Regions from separate parts of the Mus musculus genome. Here regions 2 and 3 are each linked to region 1. A link is a loop called in an ENCODE intact Hi-C map of the cell type or tissue named here. Cell type or tissue: heart. All regions are shown on one strand. Links, peaks and the distances in the headings refer to the core of each region. The heading gives the core; the rest is flanking DNA. Region 1 has its middle 16 kb from the start of Krtap28-13. Region 2 has its middle 19 kb from the start of Tm4sf20. Region 3 overlaps Col4a4 (collagen, type IV, alpha 4).

Region 1 (10,811 bases), core at 1,582-9,581:
TTACCTAGCTCTGCAGTCTAAGGACATTTTAAGTATGAGAAAAATAAACCTAAGAAAAGTGACTTACTTCATTCAAGCTCAGTGATATTCAGGAGTTCTTAACCTTCCTAATGCTACAACCCTTTAATACAGTGCTAACTAGCCACCATAAAATTATTTCTTTACTGCTTCGCAATCGTATTTTGCTACTGTTATGAATCGTGATGTAAAAATCTGATAAGCAGAATATCTCCTATGCAACCACAGGGGGTTGAGACCTGTGGGTTGAGGACCGCTGCTGCCTTAGATGCTTGTGAGGTGGACAAACACAGCCACTGCTGCTTCTGATCATGAAACGGAAGCCAGATGCCATGAAGAACTTTACTTCCCTAGAAAAGCAGAGGACCAGACCTTCACTCCAGGATGTCTAATCCTATAGCTAACCCTTACTGCTGATTTTACTTTAGATAAAACATAAAATGTTAGAATATGAGAAAAGCATAAAATTATCCTTCACTTAAAAAAAATACATTCACAATCAGAAGAAGAGGGAACACCAAAGGAAAAACTGGAGATAGCGGCTATCCATTCCTGGAAATAACTACTTAATTGTAATGATATGAACAGGTTTTTCACATCATTGGGTTCAGAGAAATGCTATGCTTTTTATTCATCTTACAGCTCAAGATCCTCTGCCCCATTAGCCTCCCACCCCTAGACTTTGAATACTCGATGATAATTAATTCTACAAAGAATACACAGGTTACTGGTGCCAGAAATACGTTCAGAGAGGCAACTGATTTTTTAAGCAAAACATTATAAGTAGGGAAAGTCACCAGGAGCAAGGGCAGGCAGAGGATGGAGAGAGAGCTCTAAGGGGTTTTGTATTTCCAAAGCAACTAAAATGTGACTGTGATGAAAGAGTTGGGGGAGATGGACGGCTGTACTAGAAGCTCCCGTGACAGGTGTCCCAGACACCATCAAACACATAGGAAGAAAGACAGCAGGCATAACAGGTCCCCACCTGCCCTGTAAAGTCAGCAGTAAGGGTTAGCTATAGGATTAGACATCCTGGAGTGAAGGTCTGGTCCTCTGCTTTTCTAGGGAAGTAAAGTTCTTCATGGCATCTGGCTTCCGTTTCATGATCAGAAGCAGCAGTGGCTGTGTTTGTCCACCTCACAAGCATCTAAGGCAGCAGCGGTCCTCAACCCACAGGGCTCAACCCCCTGTGGTTGCATAGGAGATATTCTGCTTATCAGATTTTTATATCACGATTCATAACAGTAGCAAAATACGATTGCGAAGCAGTAAAGAAATAATTTTATGGTGGCTAGTTAGCACTGTTGGGATCCTAGGAAACAGAGCTTTGCCCCAGATGCACACACAGCATGGGGAGGTGAATGGTGGTTCAGCGGTCACTGCAGATGACTGTGTGTTTGACACGACTTGAAGAGGCAAGGAACAAATGAGTATGGCTCCTTCGTTTCCAAATGCATTCCCCACCCTTCTCCCTCCCTGCCCCCTTCATCTTCTATTCTTTAGTCTTTCTGTGTATTGAGTGCCATTATCGTTTCTTGAAAGATCTCAAAAGGTATGGTACCTAAAGGAGGGTTCAATAAAGACCTCCAAACTTATGTAGACTTAACTTATAGGTCACAGTTCATACAACAGAAGAAAGGGGACCTGGATCTAGGGAAGTCTTTCAGTATGTAATGAGCAAGCAAGTGTCTAGCCCCACATAAATCAGCTAGTTAACATTTGACTCAAATATCCTGTTTTTCAGGTCCATGCAAAAGAAATTTCAAAATTAACCACTTTAAAAATCCACTTGTGCCTGACTTAGTGCCACACCACATTTTCCAGAATGTTCATTCTCCCACTGGGAGGGAAAGAGATGCCCTCTGAAATCCAACCACCATCTTGCTCAGTAGAGCCTGGAATTCACCTTCTCCAAAGGCATTCATCTGGGCAAAACAACTGAAGGACAACACACTGGGTAGATCTAGGAGCAGTTAAAAGAAAATCCTAGAAATGAAGACACTCTGAGGAAAATACCCATAGCCACCCATAACATAATGCTGGGTGGAATTATGGGATAGCATCACAGCTGTGTTTACCATAAGGACAAGTGAACAGAATCATATAATACGGTGAGATAAATGAGACAATAAAATCATTATGTGAAATTGAGCTTTGCTTAGTAAACAAATACTTCATTTGCTAACAGGTTGACCACCTCAAGAATCTTCAATGGGACCTTTGCCTTGAGAAGATAACAGTTCCCAGCACTTAATCTTGGCTCTTAGGGTGGTTATGTCAGCCACACAGTTTGCAAATAGGTTCTGATCTTGTAAGATTTTCCCCGATTAAACACAAACCTCTGAGTCAGCAGTAAGACCTATGTTAAAGGGAAAGGTGCTGTGGGCTGACATTTAATTACAATTTAATTACAATTCCAATCTTTCTAAATGCTTTTATTAGAAAAAAAACCCAACAACAACAACAAATTTCACTCAAAAAATCCCCCAAAACAAACCAACCAACCAACAAACAAACATATGCCTCTGCAAACCCCACCTCCTCTTTCTTCTTAAGTAGCACAGCACGGAGCTGGTAGATTTCTGCCCTATTGCACATGGTCCGGCCTGGTTATGAATCAGGAGGCTGCTGGTACTGGGGTCCTGCCAAGAGGTTGAGTCTGCCCGGAGACTAGCCGCTCCATCACCCCTTGACAGGTCCAGTTTTATTAACCTCTGAGACCCATGAATGCTACCTTACTCGACAAAAGGAACTTTGAAGATCTGATTAAGGGTTATCTTGGTTTGTGAGGATGGACCCTAAAATTTTATCTCTAATGACTTTCTGAGGTGGAGGCAGCTGCAAAGCTCACTGCAAAGGAGATCATGGAAGCCAAGGTTGGGACGTTCTATCAGTTGAGGATAGACAAGGCCTCCAAGGGCTAGAAGAAGCAAGGGTACAGATTCTGCCCGTAGGAGGGGCCAACCCTGCTTTGACAGGACTTCTGCCCCCATGAGACCAGTGCAGGGCCTCTGACTTATGGAACCTCAAGAGAGCAAACAAGGCCCATTTTAAGTCACCAACTTGTGATTGTTCACACAGAATCAAGAGGAGATTAACAGAGGTAGTAGATGTGATTGATTTTATCTCATAGAAGCTATCAAAGTAGTTATGGTGCTGGAGGTGGAATAGATGAACACCCCTGACCTCTAGTTTGACCCCAGAGGCCTGACTCTCAATCTGTTAGCAGTTCCCACAGCACCTTTCTCACACTGCCTCACTAGAGACCCTAAGCATGCTTCCTGGGCCTCAACGCGCATGAATGAAGTTAGAATGTAATGTTAATGTTATTGGCAATAAGTAAGTCATTCTGGAAAAGTTTTCCAAGTCATTTTCTGTACTCTTTCATTAATATCATTTTAATTGCTTTCTTTTTAGTTAAATAAAAATTGGATATGCTCACAGTATGTTTTGATATACACATCATTGTAAAATGGCTAAATCAAGCTATTGAGATATATACATTTCCTTAACAGTTACCTTTATTTTATCTTTTTATGATAAGAACATAAAACCTGATTTCAGCAGTTTTCAAGTATACAATATATACAGTTTTGTTTTGGCCTAGATTGGAAAGGTTTTTGGGGGTAGGAGGCAGGAATTTGTTTTTTCTTTTTTAACATGGTCTCATCATGTCAATGTGTAGCTCAGGGTAGCTCAGTAACATAAGCCCCCTGCCTCAGACTCCCAGGTCTGATACCACAGGTGTACATGACCACATCCCACCAACTGTAGTCACCAAGATGTTCAACAGATCTCTTGAATGTATCCCTCTCCTTAGTGGAAGCTTGGTGTCCTCTTACCAACATGCACTTTTAAATCACAAACAACTTGAAAACATCTACAGTTCAGCAGTATAGATTCTCCCATGAACTGCAACAGGATTGGAAGACAATGGCCCAATGGTTGTAGCCAAAAAACCTCATCTATTAAAACCTAGTTACCAATGAGCTATAATTAAGGGATGGACCTTTTGGGGGTGGGTGATAGGTCACAAGGGCTCTGCCCTCATGAGTGGAATTAGTGCCCCCATAACATGGAGAGAGAGCTAGTACTTTCTGACATATGAGGACTTAATCAAAAGTCATTGACTACATGAAATGAAACTCAAAGGCACTGGCTCTGCCAGTATCTTGGTCTTAGACTGAATACTGTGAGAAATAAACATCTATTGCCTATAAGCTAGCTGGTACATATTTTGTTGTATCTGTGCAAATAGACTAAAGCAAGTAGTGTTCCAGAGTGACACTATTCTGCTGTGTATGCTTCTGGGCTCTTTTTTTGAGAGCCTGGTGTCAGAGAGATTATCCCGAGATGAGACTATATATTTCAGTCATCCAAAGATGTAGAACTTGCAAGCATGTCCAAGCTTTTGGCATTGCCATTAACAAAGTTTACCCTTAAAGAAATACACAAACTAGTCACAAAAAAAAAAAATTACAAAAAAATCCCCAAAAGACAAAAAACAAATCTCATAATGTTTTAAATACATGTATGATTTTGGTATTAGATCACATTCATAGGTATCCTTGGCCAACCACAGGTTGCACATGTCAGGAGGTTTGTGCCTGACCAGATTCCTGCTTCTGATCCTTGCTTTGGGACCCTGGCTTCAGAGCTGGCCATCTGCAGCAGCCTGGGAAGGCAGGACCGATGTCTAAAGGTCCCAGAGCATCGCTCAGCTTCCGGGTCTCTTGTCACATCTCCCTATTGTTAACTATGAAGGACTAAGCAGCAACCTTTCAAAATGCCAAGGGCATGTAAGGAAACAAGAAACTGAAGATATCTCACACCATCCCTCCCCGTTTCTTCTTCATTGGGTCTGAAAGTGCTTACAGAGTTCCTCCTCTCTATCTAAAGAAAAGAAAAATAGCATCATGTAGCAGGGAGAGCAGTGGAAGCGGAGGGAAATACTGGTATTTCTTGACAGAGAGGAATAACACTTCACCACAAGCCAGACAGTCTGTGTTTTGTTCCACTTGCTCTTCTTGCTTTTGCAAAATATTTCAAAAGCACCCAAGCCACCCCCAGTTTCATCACACGCTGTCATGTTTCGAATCCAGTGGAGAAACTGATTCAAGGAGCCCTGTAAAACCACAACACTTACTTCAAGGAAACGTGAGGTCAAACTGCTTTGCCCACACAGTCTGGCTCCGTATCACATTTCATAAATAGTCTTAGTGCCTAGAAAGAAAGCGCACTATCAGTCTTTAGAGAATACCAATTTCTTAAGGTTTTAGCCATCTCAGCTGGGCTCTGTTGTTTTTCCAACTAAAGCTGGTGTGATGTTGAAAGTGCTATTTTTTTTTAATCAGCCATTGTTTGTGCTCCAAAGCAAAAGAAATGTACTAGAAGATATGCAAGCTTTTGTTGCTAGGGTTTGTAATAGGCAATTTTATCTGTCTAGAAGTCTTTCTTATATATACTTTTTTTTTAAGTTATGGGACACTAGGAATCTATGTTTGATAGTCATTTGGTACTACCGACTAGCCGACACTGGTTGACTATCCCCCAAAGGTCACGGTGAGATGTAAGGATGTGTACAGATGCAGAGGTTTCCCAGGCTGGGCTAACGGCTGTGTCTTGCAGAATGAGGGGTCTCCAAACCTGTTGTAGGTCACTCCCCACCACCTGCTTCCCCAGTGAATAGCGTGCCCCTATGTCCATTTTCCTGGCACCCACCAGGGAAATTATGTAAAATTCAAATTTCTCTACATGATCAAATGTCTTCATTGATTTCCCATGATCTCAGCATACAGTACCTACCAGCCCCTACGAGGTCGCCCACGCGGCCCATTACCTCAGCTCTACATGTGGCTCAAAAACTGTAATCTTTGTGCCTTCGCACAAGCTGCTCCCTCTGCTCATCTTCCAAAACAATCACCTTAATTTCTATTCCAATTCAGCCTCTTCCAGAGAGCCACTGACTGTCTATTCACTGTGATGTCTCCTCCCTTACTGTACTTACCACTTCTAACCATTAGGTGGCAGCACGGGGCTGCTTTTCAGTGCTCTATTCAAAAGGGCACTGCAAACAACTAGTTAAATGAGCCCCTCATTAACTTCCCTCTTGCCTCTGTGTGCCTTGTTTTCCTTCTCTGTAAAGTATAGATAACAAAATCTGTTCCACGAGATTTGTGTGTGGATTATTTGAGGCAATATAAACGAGCTCCGAAATCGCCACAATGAAAGCTCAGTTTGAGGGACGTGTTGTTATTTAAGTCTGTGTTTAATGTCAGCCTCCTCTAGCCGACTGTGATTAACCTTTCATGTTTAAATATGAATAGCAGAAAATCCATTGCACTTCACGGGAGTCTCTTAGTACCATCCCTACGGCTGCATATTTATTAGAATCTCTGAGCAGTTTCCTAGCTATTTGTAAAACTCCCTTTGTCAACTCTGTTTAAAGCCTGTGTCTTCTTATTTCTCTTCCTCGGGTTAAGGTCTCAGCTCAGGGATGACACCTCACCCTGCTTCAAAGCCCTGTTGACCTTCGGTTAAAGAGTGAATGAACACTCTTGTCTACTTTACCAAAGTTCCTGACGGTCATGGGGGTCATAATTTTGGGACATCCTCACTGTGAATCCTGCCCAAATTCGCACCCTCTGTGCCTTCTCTCACTGTGGTGGCGCTTAGATGTGGCTTCTGGCTAGAAGGCGCCTCTCTCTTTCTCTGATAGGCAAAGCCCTACCTTCTCTTCAGCGTTCATGTCCTGAATGACACTTGACTATTTCCCTCTCCCTCCTAAGTCCCCCAACACCCTCCAACCACCTCTTCTCCCTTTGTTCATCACACCTTGTATAGGACACGTTAGTAGAATTTATTGTACAATGTATGGCAATACTTAACAACAATGAATTTTATTCTTGGCAAAATAAGTCATGTGCTGTCTCATAGTTGTTGGCGCTGACATCTGACTTTATGAAAGGAATTTCATTCAACTGCTTCTTGATAGTTTCCCAAATAAAAGATAACTTTTGGTTTTGTGAAAATTAGTCTTTTTCCCATTCTATTCAATCATTGTACAAGCCAGGAATAGAAAGGAATGAGAGGCTAAAAGCCTGGGATGTTGAGCAGTAGAAGAATTCTCATAGTCAGCAGGCAGAGGCAAGGGTTCAAGGCCAGCTTGGACTGCAGAGCAAACCCCATCTCAAAATGCAAAACAAAAGTCCCTGTGGCCTTTCTTCCATCCTCCCGTGTTCAGTTTTTGAGGTCAGAAAAGACAGGCTGTGCTTAGGGTGGAATGGCTACAGATTATAAAGCAATTCCTATGCCAATTTACGGGAACACCTTTTAACGTAAAGCAGGACCAACCTGACTTATCTACTCAGAACGCAACATATTAGTTGACTAACAAGCATGCATAGTAGTTCACTTGTATTTATACAGGAACTTGCTGAGGCCATACATAAATCCAGGGTACTGGTTGACTACATTGCCAGCAACTGCAGATAGAGTCTATTTTTACAATGCAAAACTATTGTAAGCAGTGTGATAGATAAACAGATGCGTATATATCCTTTGCTAAGTGGTTTGTCTCCATCACAAGCCAGTGTTGTTCTAGAAAACACTACAATGTCTTATGGCCTGTGTAAGAAGCAAATGATAGGAACCAAACAGATGTATGCTAGAGCCCAGCCCCATCCTTTGGTCTCTCCAGAGTCTCTTCCCAGCAGGACATGACCAGATTCCTTCCCTCTCCCATACCCAAACGTCGAGCTTGCTCCTCCTGGACTCTCTCCCTCTTGTGCCTGATTTGACCCTTCCCTACTCTTCTCATACATATGGTTTGCTTTGCTTGACTTCTTTTAGTTTTCCATGCAGAGATCTGGCAGGTAATCTTAAAAGCTATCGCAAAAGGGAAAGAATGCTTATCTATACATTTTATGTACATAATGTATGACACATCTTGTGTAAATCACCGAACCCACATGCACAGTTTTGAACTTGATTCTCCTTCTGTATTGGGATCAACACGATGCAGGAGACTAGATGTAAGAAAAGTGAAAACCCTTCCATGTTACTTTGTTAGTGTGTGATTTAAGATTCACACGCAGACACAAATTGCTCATATTCAACAAAATGTCTTAAACTATCTTAAGACAATGTGTAGTAGCTACAAACTTTACATCTCAAGGAATCTTTCTGTTCACTTCAAAAATAGCATCTAACAAAATGGCCACAAAGACATGTTATAGCCAGCTACTAAACTCATTTTCTTCTTCAATCTAGTGCCCTTTGTTCTGTTGCTACATGCCAAGGGGACAGCACAAAAATGCTGGGTAGTTACCTAGTGCAACGTCAAGTCAACCGTGTTTTTCAGGATTATTGCCGATGTAACGAGCACTCTTCCGTGCACTCTCTGAACCAGCTTGTACTGAGCATCATAGAAAACACTCCAGCGATAACTAGTCTCCACGGCTGACATTCCTTCAGAGGGAAGCAATTTCCAGCTAGGAGGAAAATAGTAAGTGAAAATCTACCAGGGAAGTTGCCCTAAATGTATTTATGGCTTCTAATAAGTGGCTTCTGCTTGGGTTTTCATAGTACTGAGGGTTTAACACAGAACCCCCATGCATGCTACCCTACCTCTGAGCTACACAGCCAGGAAGTGAGTTTTCACAAAGAAAGAAAACATTTGTGTCTCAGTGAAATCTCAGTGAACTTCCAGGGAACTAAAGAACCACGTGGAGCAGCAACAGCAAGGATGCAGAGCCCACCTTTATCTTGCTCACCAGTTGCTTTGGGCTCACCACATGAAACATCTTTCTTGGACTCTAGACAGCTGGCCCTTGGGGAACTGTGTCATGTAGATGCACAGCCCCTTCACTCACAAGTGTAAAGACAGCAGTATTCCTTCCAGCCTAGAGCTATCTGTGGGGTTTAGTCATTGTCTTCACCCATAAAGCTCAAGTTCTGAAACCCATACATGTCAAGCAGTGCTGTTGCAGTGGGGTTCTTAGCCAGGGAAAGTCCAAAGAAAACTCATTCGCACTGAGCATTGTTCATGCTAATAGCATAGTTGCAAAGTATACAGTTTTGTTATATGTATTATATATTATGTATTATGTGTTATATCATAGATCATGTATCATATATTATTAAAAATTATATAATGTATAATGTATTATATATTACATATTATATATTATAGTATATATTGTATATTATATATTACATATTATAATATATATGTTATATATTATATATATTTAATGGTGTTTTCTTTTTTAAGATAAAAATTAATTCTGGTGTAGTGGTGTATGCCTTTCATCTCAGCACCAGGAAGCAAAAGCAGGCAGGATTCTATGTGAATTGAAAGCCAGCCTGGTCTACATAGCAGGTCTCTGTTCAGCCAAGTTTCAAGAGTGAGACCCTGTATCAACCAGTGGATAAGTGACTCAGTGGATGAAGGAGCTTGATGTGGGAGCCTGGAGTCCCAAGTCCCATGTTGGATCCTCAGAAAGAGAGCGCCAACTCCACAAAGTTGACCTCTGACTTACACACACACACACATACTCACACACACACACACACACACACACACACACACTCACACACACACACACCACTAAATTGCAATAGAGCCACCAGAAATGTTATTTCTGTCTGTTATGAAAATAAAGAAGAAAAAACATATGTAAATGTTGTATTTTCACTTTGTGATGGATCTGCCCCTTTATTCCACACACATACAAATGAGATGCTCTGCCAAGGGCAAATATAAGAATAAAGGAATAACAAGAAAAGACAGAGTATTAAGGAGTGGGTTTTACACACACATACACACACACACACACAAATTCGACATTGTCCTAAAAAGGGATTACTTTTCTGTCCATGCAGCTGAATTTGCCCACATACCAAGTACAATGTTACTGCCAGCAATGGACCAATATCACAATGGCGGTCTCACGTGTTTACTTTGTCTTGTGGCGTCATAGTCATGTTAGTTTGTGCGAGAACACTCAACAGTGTCTTCACAATCACCTAAATGCATATTTTCCCACCCTGCCCCCCCAAATCATCAGTACATATTTATACAAATAAGTGTATGAAGTTCTGACCTGAATGTTGAACACAGCCCAGGATCCAGAATGACGAAGAGATGCTTAAATCTTTGATGAGATCTCCAAACAAGAAGCTGAGATGTGTCTCCAAGAGAGTCGGCCAATCCATGCTTCGACTTGATTTAGACAGAAAATGCCTTTGTTTATTACAGGATGGCAAGGAGGGACAAAGAAGGAAACTAACTCTTAAACATGCTATAAACATTATTATACTGAAGAAGGATTGATATAGATCATTTAAAACACAATATTTCTGAATTGCCACCAAGTGTGGACAAGAGCTATCTCTGAGGACCAGAGAAGGCTGTCCATGCACTGGGGTACAGGCAAAGTACCCCAACTTTACCTCTAACCTTTCCTACCTCTTTTTATCATTATCCATAATCTTCTATTTTGAGGATCTGTGAATCCATTTTAACCATGCCTCAAAATATTATAGGCAGATGTTGGGTTGAAATAATGACAGAGGATGAGGGCATTTGATAAATCAGCCAAGGGGCCTTTTCCAACAGGAAGTAAACTGTTACAGGTAAGTGAAACCAAATAAGTTGAATTCTGGAAAGTTCAAGCCAAGACATGGCCATTTTTTTTTTCTTCTTATTTGGCTGAAGCGTAGACAATTTTAACTTAGAATCTGTTTGCTTTCTTCTGGAGATTATGCCCTGTTTTCACAAAGGATTTGAG
Region 2 (10,811 bases), core at 1,426-9,425, 290 kb after region 1:
CTGACTGTTGAGTTCGAGGGTGGAACGCTCACTTAACATTGTTCCCTAACTTATTTAGAGACAATCTTTAAAAAGGACTTGAGACCTAGCTATGCATGGTTGACACCTTTGGTAGAAATCAGGTGACTGATGAAAAGGGACAACAGAGCATCTTCACTGTACATTTAAACCTATGCGAAAACAAGTTTACAGGCAGTTGTGAGCTGCCTCATGTAGGTGCTGGGAACTGAACTCAGGTCCTCTGAAAGAACAGTGTAAACTTAACCACTGAGCCACCTTTCCACCCTGGTGGATTTTTATGTATGTGTTTGTATGAATGTGAGTGTATGATATATGTGTTTGGGGGTTCGCAGAGGCCAGAAGATGCCATTAGATCCCCTGGAGCTGGAGTTACAGGCAGTGATGCTGGGAACCAAACCCAGGTCCTTTGGAGAAGCGGTACTGGACCTTAACCACTGAGCCATCACTCCAGCTCAGTTTGAAGTCTTTGACATTTGTAGGAAGTGTGTGATCTACTCACAAATAAGGGACATTAGAAGTGTATAGAAGGCTGAGGAGATGACTCAGCAGCTGAGAGCAGTGTATAGAAGCCTGAGGAGATGACTCAGCAACTGAGAGCACTTGCAGCACAAGTATGAAGACCTAAGTTCGAGTCCCCAGAACCTATGAGAAAAGCTGAACGTAGCTGCCTGCTGTAATCCTGCACTGTGGAGAAGGTGGGCGGAAGATGCGAGGACCCATGGGCTTACTAGTCACGTGACCTAGCCCCAGGCTCAGTGAGAGACCCTGCATCAAGGGAGTAAGATAGAATGTAATAGAATAGGACACTCAAAATTTTCCACTGGTCTTAGTACATGCAAGCTCAGGCACATATACTGGTACATAGGTGAACATACAGCCACATACACATATACCTGTACACATACATACCTACATATATCACACATACACACCATCACCACCACCACCATCACACATAAGTGCACAAGGACAAAAAACCCCAAAACCCAAAACCCAAACAACCAGAACAGCTACTCATAGGATACATGAAGAATGATTTTAGTGTTTGAGGTCTGTAACCACAGCTACTGAGGAGGCCAGGACAAGAGGATGACAAGTTTAAGGCCTGCTTATTTGGTAGTGAGGCCAGTCTGGGTGAGTAAGTGAGACCTCTTCTCAAAATAAATGAGTAAGGGCTGGAGGGATGGCTCAGGGGTTGAGAGCACCGACTGTTCTTCCAGAGCAGTCCTGAGTTCAAATCCCAGCAATCACATGGTGGCTCACAACCATCTGTAATGAGGTCTGATGCTCTCTTCTGGTGTGTCTGAAGACAGCTACAGTGTACTCGTCTACATAAAATAAATCTTTTTAAAAAGGAAATATCTATTTTTTAAAAATCAGTGATAAAAAGAGAATAGAGGGTAGGTTCCGGGATAGGGATGCTTACAAATAATGTGTGAAGCCCGAGGTCCCCCAAATAAATCCGAAATCTTTACTTTTTTTTCTATTATAACTACCCTCCCTTCCCTCTAAAGTAAGAAATTCTTTGAAGGCCTGAAGAAAATGAAGAATTAAACTCTTCCTGACAGGGAAGAGGGAGTCTGGAAATTATGCTTGATGGGTAGAATGAGAAATCCTGGCAAGGGGCTGGGCGCTGACAGGCGAAGAGATGCATGTCTGACAGGATTTGGACTGTTCGCAGAAACTGAGACGGAGCAATTATGCAAAGCACGCTGAGAGAGCTGTCTTCCTCACTGTCAGCTTTCCGACGATCCCAAGCAAGGACTAGTCGTCACATCCAGCTTCCATCCCCATCCTGTGTGCGGTAGGGCCTTTTCTCATTTCTTTGGAATCAGCTGACACAACAGTCGAAAGTTCACTTACTCCGAAGAATATGGCAATGCCTGGGTTCATTTTCCTGATGCACTTTGGGTCCCTTGTGCATCAATGAGCTGACACATGGCCGAGGCAGGGCAGAACGAGGCAGTAGAGATTACCAGAGTGAGTCAGGATGGGTACTGAGGACTGAGACATGTGGCCACCTCAGTGGTTGAGAGCTTACTGTGCCTGCCTGTTAGGCATCTGCCTCAACTAGAACCAGCCATACCGACTTAAGAGGACAATCAGATACTCTGCAGGGCAAGGCTCAGGAGAGAGAGACTGGTGTTGAGGCAGGGTAATGGGAAGAATGAGGAAAGTTTCACAAAAATCAACATAATGAAAAAGAAAGTTGACAAACAGGAAGACTGTAAAATGCCTTCAGGTTCCAGGAGAGGGACTACATCCTACCTCTGGTGCCAGTGCACAGTCACCCCAGAGTGCAGAAATGTGACACACAGCTTAAATGCATAGCTCGAGATGGAGGCAGGAGGATCAGGAGTTCAAGGATATCCTCTGCTAATAGTAAGCTCAAAGCCTACCTAGGCTACGAGAGACCCTGTCTCAAACAAAGCAAAGCAAAGCAGCAAAGCAACACACACCCAACGTACAAACGCCCCAGCTGTGCCCCACAAATGCCCTGTCCTGTGTTCCGTGGGACCATTGAGCTAATACACTCTTTGCTCTAGCCTACTCCTCCCTTGAAACAGCACATTTTTTATGTGCTCTTAACTCATGTTTAATACTAGTTTCTGTCCTTCTAGGCTTTTCACACAATTCATTGTGTTTTAACATATCTATTAGCATATATTAATTGTACATAATAATGGGTTTCATATTTCCATACACATGCACAGTGTGGTTCGATCATACTCAGCCCCGTTTCTGTTTCTTTCCTTCCTCCCATTCATCTTTCCTCTTCCAACTATCTCTCCTTTTACTTTGATGCCTTGCCTTTATGTGTGTCTGACCCAACCAGTTTCAATAGGATTGCTTGCAGTAGGAGCAACGTCACCGTAGCAGGGGCTACACCATCCAGGAAAAAGTCTTTTCCTCCCCCAGCAACTGTCAACTGCCTATAGATCCTCAGGGAGGGGAGGGTCCTCATGAGCACTCTTCCCCGCTGCCTCAGGATGGGAGGTTGATTGGTCCAGTCTTCTGCCAATCTTGTTCAGGTATTCATACTTACTATGAATTCAAGATCAGAACAGACAGATTGTACTTAGAGGACAGGGTCCCCAACATCCCACCCCCTCCTCTGGCATTTAAATTGTTTTCTCCCTTGTTTTCATCATGTCCCCCGAACCTTGGAGGAGTTCATTCAAGCTATGGGTCACGTCAAGACACTCTGGAGTGACTGTACACCACCAGCACAGGGTGGGATTTAATTGCCCTCAAGGAACCTGGAGGCATTTAATTATCACCCACGCTCATTATCTTTATCAACAGTAAGTGTGCTGGTTGGCTTGTTTTTGTTTTTGTTTTTGTTTTGTTTTGTTTGTCAGTTTGACACAAACCCAGACATATGTGAGAATATTGTCTCAGTTGAGACTATCCCGCTATAAGATTGCCTTATAGGCAAGTCGGTGGGGCATTTTCATCACTGATGGAGCATGTAGGAGGATTCACCTCAGTGTAGATGGCGCCACCCTCCGGCAGGTAGCCCTCAGTTGTATAAAAACAGCAGGCCGAGCAATTCATGAGGAGCAAGCCAATAAGCAACTCCTTTGTGGTTTCTGCTTCAGTTCCTGCCTTGAGTTCCTGCCCTGACTTTCTTTCTTCAGTAATGAACTGTGATATGACCGTGTAAGCAAAGCAAACCTTTTCCTTCCCGAGCTGCCTTTAGTCATGGTGTTTTTATGTCAGCAGGAGAAACCCTAACTAAGATCATAAGGCTCTGTAGCAGTAGCTCTCAACCTTCCTAGTGCTGCAACCCTTTAACACAGTCTTCCTGTCGTGACTCCCAATCATGAAAGTATTTCTTTGCTACTTGAGAATTATAATTTTGCTACTGTTCTGAATCGTACTGTAAAGTCCTGATAGGCAACCCCTGTGGAAGGGTCGTCCCATCCCAAAGGGATCCTGACCCACAGGTTGACAGCCACTACTCTACAGTTACTGCTGCTCATTGCAGAAAGAAGTTGCTTTGACCAAAGCTGACAGCAGTCTATGAATATAAGCCTGATTCAGAAAACAATGCTCTCGGCTGCCAACAATTCATGTATCTTTGTCCAGTTCTTTGTTTCCAGGATATAAGGACCTTGAACTCCTCTGGAGATGCTCATTAAACATTGATATTCACCAATGTTAGTGATATATTTACAACCAAAAGAAAGTGTCCTTTTATGAGATGGGCACATATGTGTCACCATCTCATAGTGTGTGTGTGCATTCATGCATGTGGTGTGTGTGTGTATGTGTGTGTGTGTGTGTGTGTGTGTGTGTGTGTGTGTGTGTATACATGTGTGTGGTGAGGCTTGCTTGCTAAACAGTTGTTTCTGTTCTTTCTTGAATTTCCATTAAAAAAATAGTACTAGAATATTGAAAATCTGAGAGTGAAATAAAACACAGTGATATGGTCCAGTACTTAGGCCATTTGTGGTTCCTGCAACTGGGAGATGGGTTGGGGGATTAAAAGGAGCCAGAGCTTGCTTCTGGCTGAAGAGACTGAGGAGGGCTCCAATGGGCAGGGCTGTGCATTGTTTGCTGGGAACCCCAAATCAGTGAGTGAGACGAGGCCAAGTTAGAGGTATCAGATGGCCTGCACAGCCCTCTCTTCAGCTACACACCCTCGATGGGGGTGTTGGAACCACGACTCCCCACTCGATAGTCAGATAAACGGAAAGCAGATGGTACCTTTGAGAAGAAACATGGCTGGCAGCCATGATTAGAGAGCCGACCATATGATTCACATTTCCTCTCTAAGTAAGAATAGATGATGGTTCCTGCTGTCTGGGAAGGCTCACACAGAAAGGGAGAGGGCAAGGAAATGTGCCGGAGGTTGTGGATTTACACCCCAGGAGGGGCTCAGCCTTTGACTTTGCATGGGACTACATTCTGTGCCCTGGCCTAGCACACAACACGTGCATGGTCAGGTCCTCTCTAGTGGTCAGGGCAGTCTGTGATACTTCCCTTCCAGTGGTAGAGGATGGAATGTCAGAAGTTCAAGGACAGCCTGGTTAACATAGTGAGTTCAAGACTAGCCTGGTCTACAGGAAACTTTTCAAAAAACACAAAAGCCAATCCATCCAACCAAACAAGAAACCAATTCCCCTCCAGTGAATGATCAACTTTCTTTAAATGGAGGTTTTAGAGTCCAAGATCAAATGGCATCAGATTCTCTGTGGCTCAAAAGCTACCTTTTAGAACACCTTGGCACAGGGCAATCTCAGTGATGACTCCTGGGCTGGATCTGAGTGTCCACATTCCTCCCCATTCCTGGCAAGCCGTCTCTACATGCTGACTTCACACTGTGCCTCAGTGACTAGACTAGGGGGCTAACCACGCCTGTCCCAAAAGCTCTTTATCAATTCCTGTTAGGTCTGGGAGAGCAGCCAGACATTCCAGGAAGAGTGAAAAGCCTGAGCCACAGTGGTGACTGGTTAGCACACACTGCCCTCTTGTGTCTATAACACAGTTCACAGGATACTTTCCTGCAGGCTCAAGTTCAGTGAGAATCAATAGGATTGCTTTGCTTTATAGAGAAAGTCCCACAGTTGCCATAATGGTAATCCTCCCGCCTCAGGTTCCCAAGAGCTAAAACGACAAATTGGAGGGTCCATCTACAGTTTGGAATGAATCCTTATCTTTTCTTGTCTCTTTTTGGTTTCATTCTGAAGTTTTTCATAGTCCTAAGCCTGTAAGCCTCAGAAGCAGAGAAAGAAATGGAAGAGGGAGAGGGAGGGGGAGGGGGAGGGGAACTGGAAGGGGGAGAGGAGAGGAGAGGGTGGGAGAGAGGAGAGGGTGGAAGGGAGAGAGAGAATGAGAATGTGTGTGTGGAGTGCACATACACACTCACATGCCAGTTTCTCAGTTCAGGGTTAGTGAAGTTAGTTGATAGAGACTGATTCCAAAAAGTAGGTGCTGACCACAATGGGACCCAAGACTAGAATGAATACTCTGTTCTCCAGATGAAAGAAAACCACCATGGGGATCAGGGTCTGAGGTCTGTATCCAAACACCAGAGTATCAGAAAGCCTTAGGGGAGCTCCTAGAAAGTGCTGGGCTTCTGAACTGAGCTGCTAATTTCATCCTCATTTTCTGAAAGCTTTGGAAGGTGGTACTGGGGACATTCAAATGGCTGCCTCCTGCTCCACAAACATCTTCAATAAAGACCACTTATTTTTTTCTATCTAGTATCACTCAGACATGGGCTGTCCCTTTGGCAAGCTCAAGCCTGAACCTATACCTATGTTAGGTAGCAAGTGTTCTGCCTCTGCCTCTATCTATCTATCTATCTATCTATCTATCTATCTATCTATCTATCTATCTATCTATCTACCTACCTACCTACCTACCAATCATCTCTCTCTCTTCTCTCTCTCTCCCTTCTCTCTTCTCTCTCTCTTCCTTTCTTTCTTTTTTTCTCTCTCTTCAGCTTGCTTTGAGGAAGATGTAAGCTGTGCTCTAAGTTTGCGTACATCATAGTTAGTGACCCAGATGTGGCTTTGATGAATCAGATGGCCCAAGCCTGTATGCTTCACTTCTTAAAGTACAGAAACCAGAGTCAAAATTACTTTCACACGGCCTTCTAACACCACAACTGAGCATTCAACTATGCATCATATGAGGCTAGGGAGAACAAATAAGGGGTGGAAAAGATGCACTTTGCTTGGCAGGGAGGGCTATCCTCCTTGGATGTTTTTCACATCTGTGTCTCAGCCAGGTGTTCTGCCCCCGTAGGGAACGGCCATCAGGAGGCCCCCACACTGATAGAACTTTTTGTGCTCCTGTAAGTGTGTGGTGTACAACCTGGACAGCCTTTCCAAGCAGCTGGGAAGCACAGCTTCGTAAATAAAGGCACCGATGCCCTAATTATGGTTTTTGAATCTTGTGTAGGATTACTTTTCAATCTTTTTATCCCATCAGTGGCATTTTCCCTTAATGACATCAACGCTTTCTCTGCCTTGTGTTCTTGTGTGAACCTTGACATGATGGGGTCCAGTTTCTTGCCTCAAACACACAGAGACAGGTCAGCAAATTTACAGACCATGTTCACAATCACAAGATGAGGGGCTCTCGCTAGCCTGGCTTTGTTTTGTTTGAGACGGGGTCTCTTGTAGCCCAGGCCGATCTCAAAATTGCTGTGCAGCCAAAGATGACTCTGGGCCTCTGATCTCCCTGCCCCCACTGCCTGAGTGCTGGAATTACAGGCCTGCACCGCCACACCCAGTTTACGTAGTGCTGGGCGTGGAACTTGGGCATCAGGCATGCTTGGCTGTTTACCAAGTGGCTATGGCTCCAGCCCATAACCATGCTCTCTTTAGTTTTTTTTCAGAATTACATGATTTTTTATTTTGTGTGTATGCATGTGGAGTTCAGAGAACAACTTTGGGCTGTTGGCTCTCTTCTTCCAGCATATGGGGTCTGGGGACCACACTCAGGTTGCCAGGTTTGGTGGCAGCTACATTTACCCACTGAGCTATGTTATCAGCCCCATAAACATGCTTTCTGTCTGTCATTTATATTAGAAAAGTTTCTCTGTTTGCTTTTCCTGGTCCCCAGATCAAAGAACACAAGATACAACATCAGGAAATAAGTCTGGCTTGCGAAAGCATTACGCAGAGTTGTGATTTGCATAGTGATAAATGATTTGGCTACCTTTTTATTTTTATTTTTTTTTCTGGTTTTCTCTTAAGGTGAGGCCAAAGGTAAAGATTGGAGGAGCTAAGTTTGCTTGCTTTCCATTGTCAGAGATTAGTTTCAAACTCATCTCCAGCTTGGAGACCTTCCAGGTCAATTCCTGAGTGTCTCTTTGTGATCCCGTTCAGTGGTTCCATGCTCTGTCTTAGCATGGCAGGGACTCTTGGTAGAAAAAGTTCTCTTCCCATCTCACGCACTTATGTCTGCTGTTCAGCCCACTGTGACCTGGGTCAGTCACAGCAAATCCATCTCACTACAAACCCAAAGGCTCAGGGCACCCTGGTTGGCTACAGTCACTGCCTCCTCTCTTTTATACCCTGTCCTCATATTCTGTTTACTTAGTACCAGCGGGATAGTTCTACATTTGTCCTCCCTGTCAAGCTCGTTTGTGTGAGGGGTCCTCACCTAGACCCTTTCCTGAGCTCTGGATCCATCTTCCTAATGGCCTACGGGCATCTCCATGGGCGTGCTCACAAGTATCTCCAATTGAAGCCGTAGACTCTGACGTCACCATCTTGCTTTGCCACAAACAATCCTAGCAGCCAAAGGTTCTCTATCACCTGTGCACTCAGACCAGAGTCTGGAGTACTTCCTGACTGTCACTCTCCTCATGACCTCTCTAATCTAATCAGCCAGTAAGTCCTTCCTCAGCATATACCCAGGGGCTGGGGAGATGGTAAATGGACTGCTGCGTAATTGTGAGGATTTGAGTTCAAATCTTTAACACCCAAATGAAAGCTGGACACAGCTATAATCCCAAGTACTAGAGAACCAGAGACAGATATCTGGAGCCAGTTACTTTAGCTGAATTGGTGAAGCTCAGGTTCAGTGAAAGGATTGTTCTCAGAAAACAAATAAGGTGGAGAGTGATTGAGGAAGATGCTCAGCATCCTACAGGACCCACATCCACAGGCACACATATACATACACCATAGATAAAATGAATGTTTAATAAATAAATCAACATCCACCAAGTCCGTTGACTCCATGCAACTCTGCAGTTGCACCTGAATGTACTCTTCAGCAGCAGCATCTCTGTCCACTCTAGGAGCCTCTTCGGGGGGGGGGGCAGGGTCTCCATCTCCATTATTAACCCTTTCATCTCTTGGTCCTGACAGAGAATGCCTGTCCATCCCAGATAGAGTTACTACAATGTTGGAACTTCATAAGTCTTAGTAGCCATCCTTCCCTTTTTTCCCCTTGTAATTTACTCCTTTCTTCCTCAGCATCTCAGAGTTTGTTCTTGCCTTTGACCAAAATGCTCTTGTGTGCCTACATTTGCATCTGCTAGGTCTTGTGTAGCTCTCAGTTGTGTTTTCAAGAACACCTTCCTTGACCCAATGTAATGCAATCAAATATACAGCCAGGCTGGCCTTCTCCCCTCGATCCCTCTCCCTCCCTCTCCTCCTCCTCCCTCCCCCTCCTCCTCTCTCTCTTCTTCCCCCTCTCTCTGTTCCCCCCAACCCCCAGCATAAGTATCTTCCAAAAACAGTGGAAACTATTCAACTGAAGGACCATTTAGTCTCAAGAACCGTCTTAAGGAGCCTTTGAGTGGATGCTTACAGGAGGACCACAGTGTTCTTTCAAACAGAGAGCTTAGGAATTAACAGCAACAACATCAACTTAGTTTTCACCTAGACAGACCAGCAAAGGAGGAAAAGGAGATTGATGGGTGGCGTGAGACAGAAAGGTACAAAAAGGGTTTATGTGTACTGATTGAGGCATCTTTGTAGAACAGAATTGGCATTTCAAATGATGAGTTTTAGGGATGGGATGCTGCTCGATTGGTAGAGTGCTTGCTGCACAAGCATGGGAACCTGGGTTCAGTTCCTAGCAGCACGTAAAAGCAGCCCTTCACTATGGCATAAGCCTGTAATCCCAGCTCTTGGAAGGTATTGGCTGGAAGTTCAAGTCACTCTTGGCTACAGAATCTTTTCCAAGCCAGCCTAGGATATACAGAACCATGTCTCTTTAAACAAACAAACAAACAAACAAACAAATAAATAAATAGAATGACTTGTATTTGGGTATGGTGGAGGAAGCCTGTTATCCCAGCATTTGGATGGCTGAGGCAGGAGGATTATTGTGATTTTGATGGCAGTGTGGGCTACATAGAGGATTTCTAGGACAACAGGACCCCATCTCAAAACAACAGAAAACACCACCAAAAGCTGGGCTGGAGGAATGGCTCAGCAGTTCAGAGCACTTGCTGCTCTTACAGAGGACCTGGGTTCATGTGGTCACACACAGCTATCTGTAACTCAAGTTCCAGGGGATCCAGCACCCACTTCTGACCTCCTCAGTCATCAGGCATGCAGGCAGCATGCCCACCAACAAAACACTCACACTCATAAAATAAAAAATAATAAACCTTTAGAAAGTGTCACTGATAAGAAACACACCTGTCTGTACAAAAAGACTTCTCTTTTTGCTAATTCAGTTCCTCTCAAACTCCAGGCCAGGAAGGTCTTTCCCCTTCAAGTGCTGGGACCTTGTTGGGAAATGAAGGGTTTGTAGGAGTTGATTAGATCGAGAACTGTAGCTGACTGCCCCACCTGCAAGAGAGTTACCTCATCACTGTAGATCTGGAGAGGAAGGAAGTGCAGAGTAAGACAGGATTCCAAGGAAAAGAGTAGGGGAGGTTGCAGTGGCTGATGGAAATTGGGAGGGTGGGGGGGAGTCCCTCCTGGAATACTTCAGAATGGACTGGAGCCCAGGGCATTAGCAAAAGCTATAAATACCATCTTGGAAATTCCCCAGAATTGATCACCAGTTGGAAGTCCGTTCAATGTTCCTTATAAAGGGTATTTATAATCTCATCGACGTATTCTCAGCCACACCCAAGTAGGAACGCACCCCCAAGCACACACCACAGGAGCAGGGAAATAAGGACCCCAGCGGTCACAGGGCTCCCTGGGTTAGAGATGCCTGCGTTTTACAGGTTTTGGGAATTATTCCTGATCAACAACAGTCAATCTTTGTTTAGTTAAGAAGAAGAAGTCAAGCCTGATGACACATGCCTGGAATCCTAGCCTGGGTCACATGAGCTCCTGTCGCAGGAAAAAAAAAAG
Region 3 (10,811 bases), core at 1,869-9,868, 520 kb after region 1:
GTGTTTCCATCTGATGGTGTAAGGAGCCCAAATGAGAGCCAGCAACCACACCCAGGTGCCTGGCCTCACCTCCAGTACTTGCTCCACAGGCATGGAAAGGTATTACACGTAGGTTCCAACACCTGGGTCTACTGTCACTGTGTGAGCTCGAGAGAGCCCTCCATGAGATCAAGCCCTTTACATTTGCTACCTGGATCCTGCTTCCTTTTCTTGAGCTTCCCTATGATCACAAGCCAATGACTCTGTACAGAGTGTGCTTTTTGGCCTCCAAGGCTGTCTGTGGACTGCCAGGGTTCCCGAGGCTGAGCTCCTCTCGGCTATGTGTGTGTCCCTGGTACTGGGTGGCCAAAGGGACTGTGTGTGCAGCCCCAGCAACCCCCACCTTTCCTGATGGCTGGGATCTCCCTGTGAGGGCTACCGGTGGGGGTGTCATTTTCCAGCAGAGAATGTGGGAGGAAGACCATATGTCGCTGGGAGGAGATAGAGATATAGGCTCTCAGTCCTTAGCATCTGGACAAGCTCTCACTACAGAGGCAGCTCCAGGTGGACTGCTGAAAAATAATAATGAGCTGACACTGAATTCCAGGGGCTAGAGGTGTCTCCCTGAGGCTACTCAGCCCATTTAGGAAAAAGCTGGTATCCCTAAAAAGGAAGTTGGGCCTTTTTATTACTTGATGATACAAAATGAATTGTGGTCATTTTAAATCACCATGACCACTTGTCACTCCTCACACCCCTAACTGAAAACTTTCTTCTTCTTAGCAAGTCTCTTTCCTACTTTGATCTTTCTTCTTTCTTCTTTCCTCTTCTTTCCTCTTCCTCTTCCTCCTCCTCCTCCTCCTCCTCCTCCTCCTCCTCCTTCTCCTCCTCCTCCTCCTCCTCCTTCTTCTTCTTCTTCTCCTCCTCCTCCTCCTCCTTCTTCTTCTCCTTCTCCTTCTCCTTCTTTCTCCTTCTCCTCCTCCTCCTCCTCCTCCTCCTTCTCCCCTCCCCGTCCCCCCTCCCTCTCTCTCTCTCTCTCCTCCCCCTACCCCATTTGTGTGTGTGTGACATGTGTGACTCTTTACTCATTGCATTTATTTAGGGTTGCTTGTATGAGCATGTGTGGAAGGCTGCTACTAAGGCAATGTCACATCATCTGTGAATATAGCACAGAAGAAAGTGACACCTCCCCAGCAACCATCCCTTGCCACGAGTTCCTTACAGAGGAGCAGTGGTGGCATAATGAACTCTTCCCCATCCTTGGTCAACAACTTGTACCAAGCACTTAGACTTTCACCTCATAACTATGGCTTCAGGACAAGCACTATCCACCCGAGTGGGAGGCTAAAGCAATTCTTGACAAGCAAACCTAGCTTCTTGTTAATAGCTGTGAGTCTGGAGCTACATGAGGTGAAAGCGGGGACGTGTACTCTCAGTGATTCAGCATCATCTTTCCATCAGTTTGAGTAAGGCTGTGCCTAAATTCCCTCATCAGATAAGCATATACTTGTGACGGGTCATGTAAACGGCCCCTTGATTCACAGTCCATGCCTTAGAGGAATGAGTTGTTGCCCATTGGTTTCCCCTTTGAAATAGGTGTACTTTATCGTACTGAGTTGAGTGAGTAGGTAGTCTGCATGCATCAACCAACAGATTAAAATCCAGAATCTAGCCTAGAGAGGATGCAGAAGCCTTTTTTTTGTAGCCACTGTGGATCCATAAGGAGACTGTTTCCAAGAGAGAGAAACACAGTTAGCAGTCTCTCCTCTGCCCCAGACTTCCTATATCACACTGGCACTGCTAGGAAGTGAGTAAGCTCTCATAGCTCAAATCCCTGTGACCTTCAAGTGTGGCCAGAGATGTGCATCATCAGAGCAAGTCAACTCTGACCACTGTGGCTCTAGGAACTTTCCAGGTCAGTGGTGTTGGGGTCGGGGCAGGAGATGGGAGTGTCCCCTTGATGGCTGGCTTGCAGACTCAAGCTCAGCCTAGGAGAGAAAGGTTTGTCTAGAGGATTAAGCCCATTCCCCAGGGTGTGGGTGTCCCTTGGCTCCAGGATGTGAGGTGTGACTATATAGCTACTGAGTTGCTCCACTACATGATCTATGATTCTTCTCCATCTCCTCTCTACACTTGCTGTTAATCTCTCTGTGAGGAGATGAATGAGATAGCATTGAGCAGGAATTTTCCTTAGTCTCTGTCAGTCTCCAGGGAAGCAACTCCATGTAGTAAGTGGGTCTGTGTGTAAGATGAAGAAGTCATGTTCTTATGAACCAAATTGGACCTTTTGTGAGTTTTGGTTACTGACTGGGGGGTCAGAGAATTCTTTTCATTAATTTATTTTATTCATTTTATATCCCTATCCCAGTCCCACCTCCTTTGCTCCCAGTTCCACCCTCACAAACCCTCCCCCATTACTCCTCCCCCTTATCCTTAGAGAAGGGGAAGCTCCCACTTGGGTACCATCCTACCTTGGGGCACCAAGTTGCAGCAGGACTGACTGTATCCTCTCCTACTGAGGTCCAACCAGGCTGTCCAGCTTGGGCTATGGGATCCAATGGTAGGGAACAGAGTCACAGAGCCCGATTCCTGCTATTAGAGAGCCCACATGAAGACCGAGCTGTACATCTGCTACAAATATGTAGGAGTCTGAGGTCTAGCCCCTGCATGCTTTTTGGTTGGTGGTTCAATCTCTGTGAGCCCCCATAGGCCCGGCTTAGTTGACTCTGTAGACTTTCTTGTAGTGCCCATGACTCCTCCTGTTCCCTCAAACCTGTCCCCCATTCTTCCACAAGACTCTCTAAGCTCCATCTGATATTTGGCTGTAGGTCTCTGCATCTGTTTCCATCAGCTGCTAGATAAAGCCCTTCAGGAGACAGTTATGCTATGCTCCTGTCTGCAAGCGGAATATCATTAATAGTGTTAGGGGTTGGCTCTCTCCTATGGGATGGTTCTCAAGTTGCACCAGTCATTAGTTGGCCTTTCCTCAATCTCTACTCCATCTTTATCCTTGCATACCTTTTAGGCAGGACAAATTTTGGGTTGGAGGTTTTATGGGTGGGTTGATGTCCCACTCCCTCCACTGGGAGTCCCACCTGGCTACATGAAGAGGAAGAAGTCTCAGCTAGGGTCCCCATACACTCCTGGGAGCCTCCCCTGTCCCATGCCTCTGTCTAGTCCATAGAGGGATAATATTACTAATTTAATCTTCTTTCTGTAGCTTATTTAAACATATGGGAATACATTTTATCATCTGAAACAATGAAACAGCCATGAAACCACCATATCTTTGTGACTTGGTTTTCTGCACAGGAGGCAAACAGCTTTAAACTCATCCTGTCTTCAAGTTTTTGGTTTAAAACCCAGGTCCAATATTAGTGAGCCTCTCTTTCCTTTGGGATTGTAAATCACTGAATTATGCTCAGTCAAGTCCAGTCTTGTGCTCTTGCTCACCCACCCCTTATACATTTATCAGCCTGCCTCCTGTGATTAAAAAGGAGATTTTACTTGGGTAATTTTAATTATTCTTAGTATTTCTCTTTCTCATGCCCTTAACTTACTTGCACGCACAGTTCTAACTCTCACTCCTTATCATCACACAGCTGCATTTAGGACACTAGCTTCAGCCTGGCAAATGGTTCCATGTCGTACTTTTATGTCTCCAAATTCTCAGTAGTCAATAATGTTCTCTTTCATCGAAACACCACCCACCAGCAGCTGAAGGTGGATAAAGCCAGTCTGTCATCTGTTCCTTGGCTTTGGAGCTGCTTTCTTGTCCTGTTACATCCTGTTCCTCTAAGGACTCAATGGCTTATTACTAGAAAATTCTCTGATCAGTGATATATACGATGGATGCATGTGCTTTTAGGGTATCAGGTAACCTGAGGTCAGATGGCTGGGACCATTCTCATCAATAAACATGAGGTTCATTCATGGATCTCACGCCTTTGTCCTGCAAAAGCAGGGGCATTCAGAATCTTTTTGAAACTGGTGCTGCACTGTCATGTGTTTTCAGGTGGATTCCAGGCTGCCAGGCTGCAGGCTACAATGTAGGCTTAGGTTGCTCAAGTGTTTATTTTAGAAATGGTAACATGGTTTTTGAACACCAAAACACATGCAGAAACAAAAGGGACACATTTCCAGGTTGGAATTTGCTGTGTCTTGGGGTTGAGTATCTCTGAGAAGGGTTTTGGGAGTCTGTGGTTAGCAGAGCTCTCTGGTCTACCTACAGTGTGGCTGCTTCAATGTAGATGGCATCTATCTGAAGAATCGCTGAAGGTAACTAGCATCAATTTCGTATGCCACCAAATCTCCTTGGCATCTAGCATTTGTGTATATGGATGAAGGAAACAGAATAGTTGCCTCTAGCACTCTACAGTCTGTCATGTGTTTCCCATCATACCAAGTGTACATGTTCTAATATAACAGGACTTCTTCCAGGACTCAGGTGTAGTGTGTTTGACGGTGGGTTCCACGTTTCTGTTTACATCCATCGTCTCCTTTGGTGCAGTGATTTCTAGTAGGGCTTCAGGTCTCCCTACATGGAGTTCAAAAATTTCGGTCACTTTGTCGTGCTGTCTTAACTACAATGAATAGCAATCCCTTCCCATTTGTTGGACAAATAACTATCAAATACTTGTCAGGCAAAGGGCAAGACCATGGGATAAGAAGAAATCAATGAGAATCACCCTTCAGCCACTGTTTCTGGGTGCTTGAGGGTGTCTTATGGGAAAGAGGATACAGCAAAGACCCTTGTGTCTCCCTGGTGGGTAAGTTGGTGCCCTGGCCTGGCCTCGCATAGAAGCACATGGGTGGCAGACACATTGGATATGCTCTTGAATTTGGACCTGCTGGAGTTGGAGGGCAGCCAGCCCCAGCATAGAGGAAGAGTCACATTAACACCAACAGCTTCTGTGACAAATTAGCACATGCTTGGTGGCTTGTGGCAACAGAAGTGCATGCTTCCACAAACACTTGAGACCAGCTGTTCAAAGGCAAGGGGTTGGCCCTGCCAGGATGCAGCTGGAAAATCTGCTCCAACCTCCATCGTTCTTCCCCTGGTTCTAGATGCATTATCCCAGCTTCCTTCACATTGCTTATTCTCTGTGGTGTCAAATCTCATCCTGACATACGGCGGCAGACATGGGAGAACTGCCCTTGGGCAACCTATGATAGCTGAACCCAGGATACCATCCTAATAGCATCTCATCTCCAACCATCTTATAAGTACAGTGGGGATAGGGTCAGTGGATACAATAGTCAGGGAAGATAGCGTGTTATTAGGAAAGCCTGCTAACAGGCTACTACACTAGCCAGGTGGGAAGTCACAGAGTCTTAACAAGGAGTGGTCACGGAGGTGGGTGGGTAGGCTCAGAAATTCCTATGGCTAGCTCGACTGCAGAGGGAGGCTCATGGGAGCTGTTGGGCGAGTGCTCAGGGTGATGCTATCCCCCAAATGAAGGTGTACATAGTGTAGATTGACAGCAAGTATTTCAAGAACCACATTTGAGGGAATAACATGGGTCTAGCTTTGGACTTGTATAGCGTGAAGTCCCCTGCATATGTAGGAGGTGTTGAGAAGGAGTGGTCTTGGCTGGGGAGGGGCTAAGGGAACTGTTTAACTGTGGTTACAGTGGGCTCCATGGAAATACAGTCTCCGCCATCAAGAGCAGATAAGAAGGGGTCAAGGCATTCCTCCAGAGCTCCAGGGTCACTCCCACAGGCGTAAGAGGAGCTAAGACACAGCAGGGAGAAAAACACAGAGGCTAGGGTGAGGCAGAAGGCCAGGGAAGAAGGGGGAAATCACAGGAGCAGCATGCACAGAGCCCTACCTGGTGTCCTAGGTCTCCACAGCACATGGATCACGTCAGGCTGTTCCCAACACACATGGGAGAACCATTCATTAGGGACTGGTCGAAGAGGTGACCTTGTTTTCCAAACGGCTAAGCTTTTCCCTTTGGTTCTCTGTGCAGGGTTTTCTCCTTGTACAGGCATACTGCTTCTTGAGAGCATAGCTAAAATCCCTAGTGCTTCCAAGGCAGACTGATAAGTGCATCCGCACGCTTGTTGTTAGCCGGCAAGGTTATCTTAGGGTGCAAGAAAACATTCTTTACTACTGCACTCCAAGATCCTTGGACTGTTCACTGCCTCTTCATTCTTTGGTTTTAAAACACTTCCTGATGTCCAGACTCCTCCCTCCCTCAACAATATGGGGATGGGGGTTGGGGGGGGGGGGTTCTGAAGGTTCTCTGTACCCAGGGGACTCCAGCTTCCCACCGGGCCCAGGGTGAGGGTGTTTGTGATATTGCAGTGCCACCTAGTGGCGTCTTCTCTGAATTACATCTCAGCATTAAAAAGAAGAGGGAATTTAAAAGGAATGATAACATTAGAATAAATAGACGCAGCAAAGGGGGAGGTGTCTTGGACACAACATTCATTTGTACATTTTATTTTCAGAAGTATTTATGAAGCATGGGAACACACTAAAAATTTGTATATTGTGAGACAGTGACCAAGGTAACTGGGAATGAATCTTTAGTCTCAAAGACATTCTAAAGGGTATTATCTTAACCAGATTTTAAGTAATAAGCACAAAACATCAATGAAATGAAGGTAGTGAATTGCTTTGGCTGTTATTTTCAGGTAAGAATGATGGTTTGAGGGAAATGGGGTTGGTGAGGTCTGGAATGGAAAATGAAGCAGACACCTTGAGATGGGAAGGTCTGAGTTCAGACTTCTACATCCCCAGGTCCTGTCTGTGTTGCCTCAAGCACATTGCTTCATCTTTCTGAGGCTAAGTCCTCCTCGGAGAATGAAGAAGCATGCAAAGGTGGCTTTCTACTTCCTATTTTTGTAAAGAGCCCATGAGAAGAAAGCAGAACACCGTATTGAGCTTAGAGCAGAGGAAGAGCCTAGAACATGTGGCTTGGTTATTATTTTTTTTTTTACTATTCTAATTTTTATCAGGTATTTTCTTATTTTACATTTCAAATGCTGTCCCAAAAGTTTCCTATACCCTCCCCCCGACTCTCCTACCCACCCACTCCCACTTCTTGGCCCTGGTGTTCCCCTGTACTGAAGCATATAAAATTTGCAAGACCAAGGGGCCTCTCTTCCCAATGATGGCCGACTAGGCCATCTTCTGCTACATATGCAGCTAGAGACATGAGATCTGGGAGTACTGGTTAGTTCATATTGTGGTTCCTCCTATAGGGTTGCAGATCCCTTCAGCTCCTTGGATACTTTCTCTAGCTCCTCCATTGGGGGCCCTGTGTTCCATCCAATAGCTGATGCCACTGCCATCAACACATTTTTGATGGGAGGATGGTAGGGTTTGAGTGACAGATGAAGAAAGACTATTGTCATTTCTGGCATACAAATGAGAATGGCACATGAATACATGGATCATAGGGGACTGGTGGGTTGGGGTCCGGGTGGGGGCACAATATGCCATCAGAGGTAAGGCATATGACCCAAGGGAAGGGCAGGCTGGAGGGAGCTAACAGATCTGTTGGGGAGAAAACTGAGGTCAAGGGAGTGAGGGAGACTGACACTTGGATAACCTGTGCAACAAATGATGTGACTGTCTTGGGGCTTGGCAGTGAATGGCTCTGAGCTAGAAGTACGGCAAATGTGCATACAGTTAGAGCCAGCCTAGGCTGCAGAGTGAGACTCTGTGTCCAAAAACTGCTGCTGCTGCTGCTGCTGCTGATGATGATGAAGTAAATGAGGAGGAGGGAGAGAAAAGCCAGAAATCTCACTGCAGACAACATAGGAGTCAGTGAGGCCCTACACTATGCCAGTAGAGTAGTGGGAGGCAGAGGGGTTTGGAGAGAGGCTGACCATCCAGGTAAGGATTCAAGGCAGCAAGGATGTGGGCTTGAGTAAGTCATGATCTTGAGGCAATTTTCTCATCTCTCAGTGTGGGGACAAAGTTGCACAACTTTCAGTGTTACTGGCTATGTTCCATGAGGTAGGGATGGAGGGTGGTTGATATATCGCCAAGATTAAGTTTGTTTAAGCCTTTTCTCCTTCCTGTGATAGTTTGATAGCTAATGCCATGGTCTCACAACCCAACGGGTACTGAAAACGTTTTCTTTGTTACTTCATTTGTGTTTTGTTTTGTTTTTACATTAACTAGATGTTTTGCCAAGAAAAACCACAAAAAGGTCATAGTAGAAAATTGGACACACACACACACACACACACTGTCCTAACTTACCAAGGCTCTTTGTTCTGGCCTTGGTTGACAGTCTCTCTCTCTCTCTCTTTTTTTAGATGGATTGTTTTATTTTTTTTAATTTTTTATTAGGTATTTTCCTCGTTTACATTTTCTTTTTTTTTTTCCATTTTTTATTAGGTATTTAACTCATTTACATTTCCAATGCTATACCAAAAGTCCCCCATATCCACCCACCCCCACTCCCCTGCCCACCCACTCCCCCTTTTTGGCCCTGGTATTCCCCTGTACTGGGGCATATAAAGTTTGCAAGTCCAATGGGCCTCTCTTTCCAGTGATGGCCGACTAGGCCATCTTTTGATATATATGCAGCTAGAGTCAAGAGCTCCGGGGTACTGGTTAGCTCATAATGTTGTTCCACCTATAGGGTTGCAGATCCCTTTAGCTCCTTGGCTACTTTCTCTAGCACCTCCATTGGGAGCCCTATGATCCATCCATTAGCTGACTGTGAGCATCCACTTCTGTGTTTGCTGGGCCCCGGCATAGTCTCACAAGAGACAGCTACATCTGCGTCCTTTCAATAAAATCTTGCTAGTGTATGCAATGGTGTCAGCGTTTGGATGCTGATTATGGGGTGGATCCCTGGCTATGGCAGTCTCTACATGGTCCATCCTTTCATCTCAGCTCCAAACTCCGTCTCTGTAACTCCTTCCATGGGTGTTTTGTTCCCAAATCTAAGGAGGGGCATAGTGTCCACACTTCAGTCTTCATTCTCCTTGAGTTTCATGTGTTTAGCAAATTATATCTTATATCTTGGGTATCCTAGGTTTGGGGCTAATATCCACTTATCAGTGAATACATATTGTGTGAGTTTCTTTGTGAATGTGTTACCTCACTCAGGATGATGCCCTCCAGGTCCATCCATTTGGCTAGGAATTTCATAAATTCATTCTTTTTAATAGCTGAGTAGTACTCCATTGTGTAGATGTACCACATTTTCTGTATCCATTCCTCTGTTGAGGGGCATCTAGGTTCTTTCCAGCTTCTGGCTATTATAAATAAGGCTGCTATGAACATAGTGGAGCATGTGTCCTTCTTACCTGTTGGGGCATCTTCTGGATATATGCCCAGGAGAGGTATTGCTGGATCCTCCGGTAGTACTATGTCCAGTTTTCTGAGGAACCGCCAGACTGATTTCCAGAGTGGTTGTACAAGCCTGCACTCCCACCAACAATGGAGGAGTGTTCCTCTTTCTCCACATCCTCGCCAGCATCTGCTGTCACCTGAATTTTTGATCTTAGCCATTCTGACTGGTGTGAGGTGGAATCTCAGGGTTGTTTTGATTTGCATTTCCCTGATGATTAAGGATGTTGAACATTTTTTCAAGTGCTTCTCTGCCATTCGGTATTCCTCAGGTGAGAATTCTTTGTTCAGTTCTGAGCCCCATTTTTTAATGGGGTTATTTGATTTTCTGAAGTCCACCTTCTTGAGTTCTTTATATATGTTGGATATTAGTCCCCTATCTGATTTAGGATAGGTAAAGATCCTTTCCAATCTGTTGGTGGTCTTTTTGTCTTATTGACGGTGTCTTTTGCCTTGCAGAAACTTTGGAGTTTCATTAGGTCCCATTTGTCGATTCTCGATCTTACAGCACAAGCCATTGCTGTTCTGTTCAGGAATTTTTCCCCTGTGCCCATATCTTCAAGGCTTTTCCCCACTTTCTCCTCTATAAGTTTCAGTGTCTCTGGTTTTATGTGAAGTTCCTTGATCCACTTAGATTTGACCTTAGTACAAGGAGATAAGTATGGATCGATTCGCATTCTTCTACACGATAACAACCAGTTGTGCCAGCACCAATTGTTGAAAATGCTGTCTTTCTTCCACTGGATGGTTTTAGCTCCCTTGTCGAAGATCAAGTGACCATAGGTGTGTGGGTTCATTTCTGGATCTTCAATTCTATTCCATTGGTCTACTTGTCTGTCTCTATACCAGTACCATGCAGTTTTTATCACAATTGCTCTGTAGTAAAGCTTTAGGTCTGGCATGGTGATTCCGCCAGAAGTTCTTTTATCCTTGAGAAGACTTTTTGCTATCCTAGGTTTTTTGTTATTCCAGACAAATTTGCAAATTGCTCCTTCCAATTCGTTGAAGAATTGAGTTGGAATTTTGATGGGGATTGCATTGAATCTGTAGATTGCTTTTGGCAAGATAGCCATTTTTACAATGTTGATCCTGCCAATCCATGAGCATGGGAGATCTTTCCATCTTCTGAGATCTTCTTTAATTTCTTTCTTCAGAGATTTGAAGTTTTTATCATACAGATCTTTCACCTCCTTAGTTAGAGTCACGCCAAGATATTTTATATTATTTGTGACTATTGAGAAGGGTGTTGTTTCCCTAATTTCTTTCTCAGCCTGTTTATTCTTTGTATAGAGAAAGGCCATTGACTTGTTTGAGTTTATTTTATATCCAGCTACTTCACCGAAGCTGTTTATCATGTTTAGGAGTTCTCTGGTAGAATTTTTAGGGTCACTTATATATACTATCATATCATCTGCAAAAAGTGATATTTTGACTTCCTCTTTTCCAATTTGTATCCCCTTGATCTCCTTTTGTTGTCGAATTGCTCTGGCTAATACTTCAAGTACTATGT

The links. Peaks named below come from ENCODE experiments on the same cell type or tissue, not always from the same donor. Only the 100,000 strongest peaks of a DNase experiment are listed, where the experiment ranks them.
Region 2: a loop joins it to region 1, with 8 times the contacts of the local background. A loop is called at or near these places in 22 of 42 quality-filtered maps.
Region 3: it touches region 1 in a loop (3-fold over the local background); 4 of 42 quality-filtered maps call a loop at or near these places.

What each region holds. Positions count from the first base shown.
Region 1 is chr1:83,071,559-83,082,369 of GRCm38, reverse strand. No RefSeq gene overlaps it. Among named protein-coding and RNA genes, the nearest start is that of Krtap28-13, 16 kb to the right of the region's middle. In heart, for the core only: a CTCF peak has its summit at 6,033 (motif pointing right); no DNase peak of the experiment used is centred there; H3K4me3 peaks cover 398 bases; H3K27ac peaks cover 433 bases.
Region 2 is chr1:82,782,208-82,793,018 of GRCm38, reverse strand. No RefSeq gene overlaps it. Among named protein-coding and RNA genes, the nearest start is that of Tm4sf20, 19 kb to the right of the region's middle. In heart, for the core only: a CTCF peak has its summit at 5,495 (motif pointing left); a DNase peak (open chromatin) is centred at 5,408; H3K27me3 peaks cover 391 bases.
Region 3 is chr1:82,550,020-82,560,830 of GRCm38, reverse strand. All of the region lies in intron 4 of Col4a4 (collagen, type IV, alpha 4), which reads left to right. Among named protein-coding and RNA genes, the nearest start is that of Col4a4, 31 kb to the left of the region's middle. In heart, for the core only: a CTCF peak has its summit at 6,290 (motif pointing left); no DNase peak of the experiment used is centred there; H3K4me3 peaks cover 622 bases; H3K27me3 peaks cover 525 bases.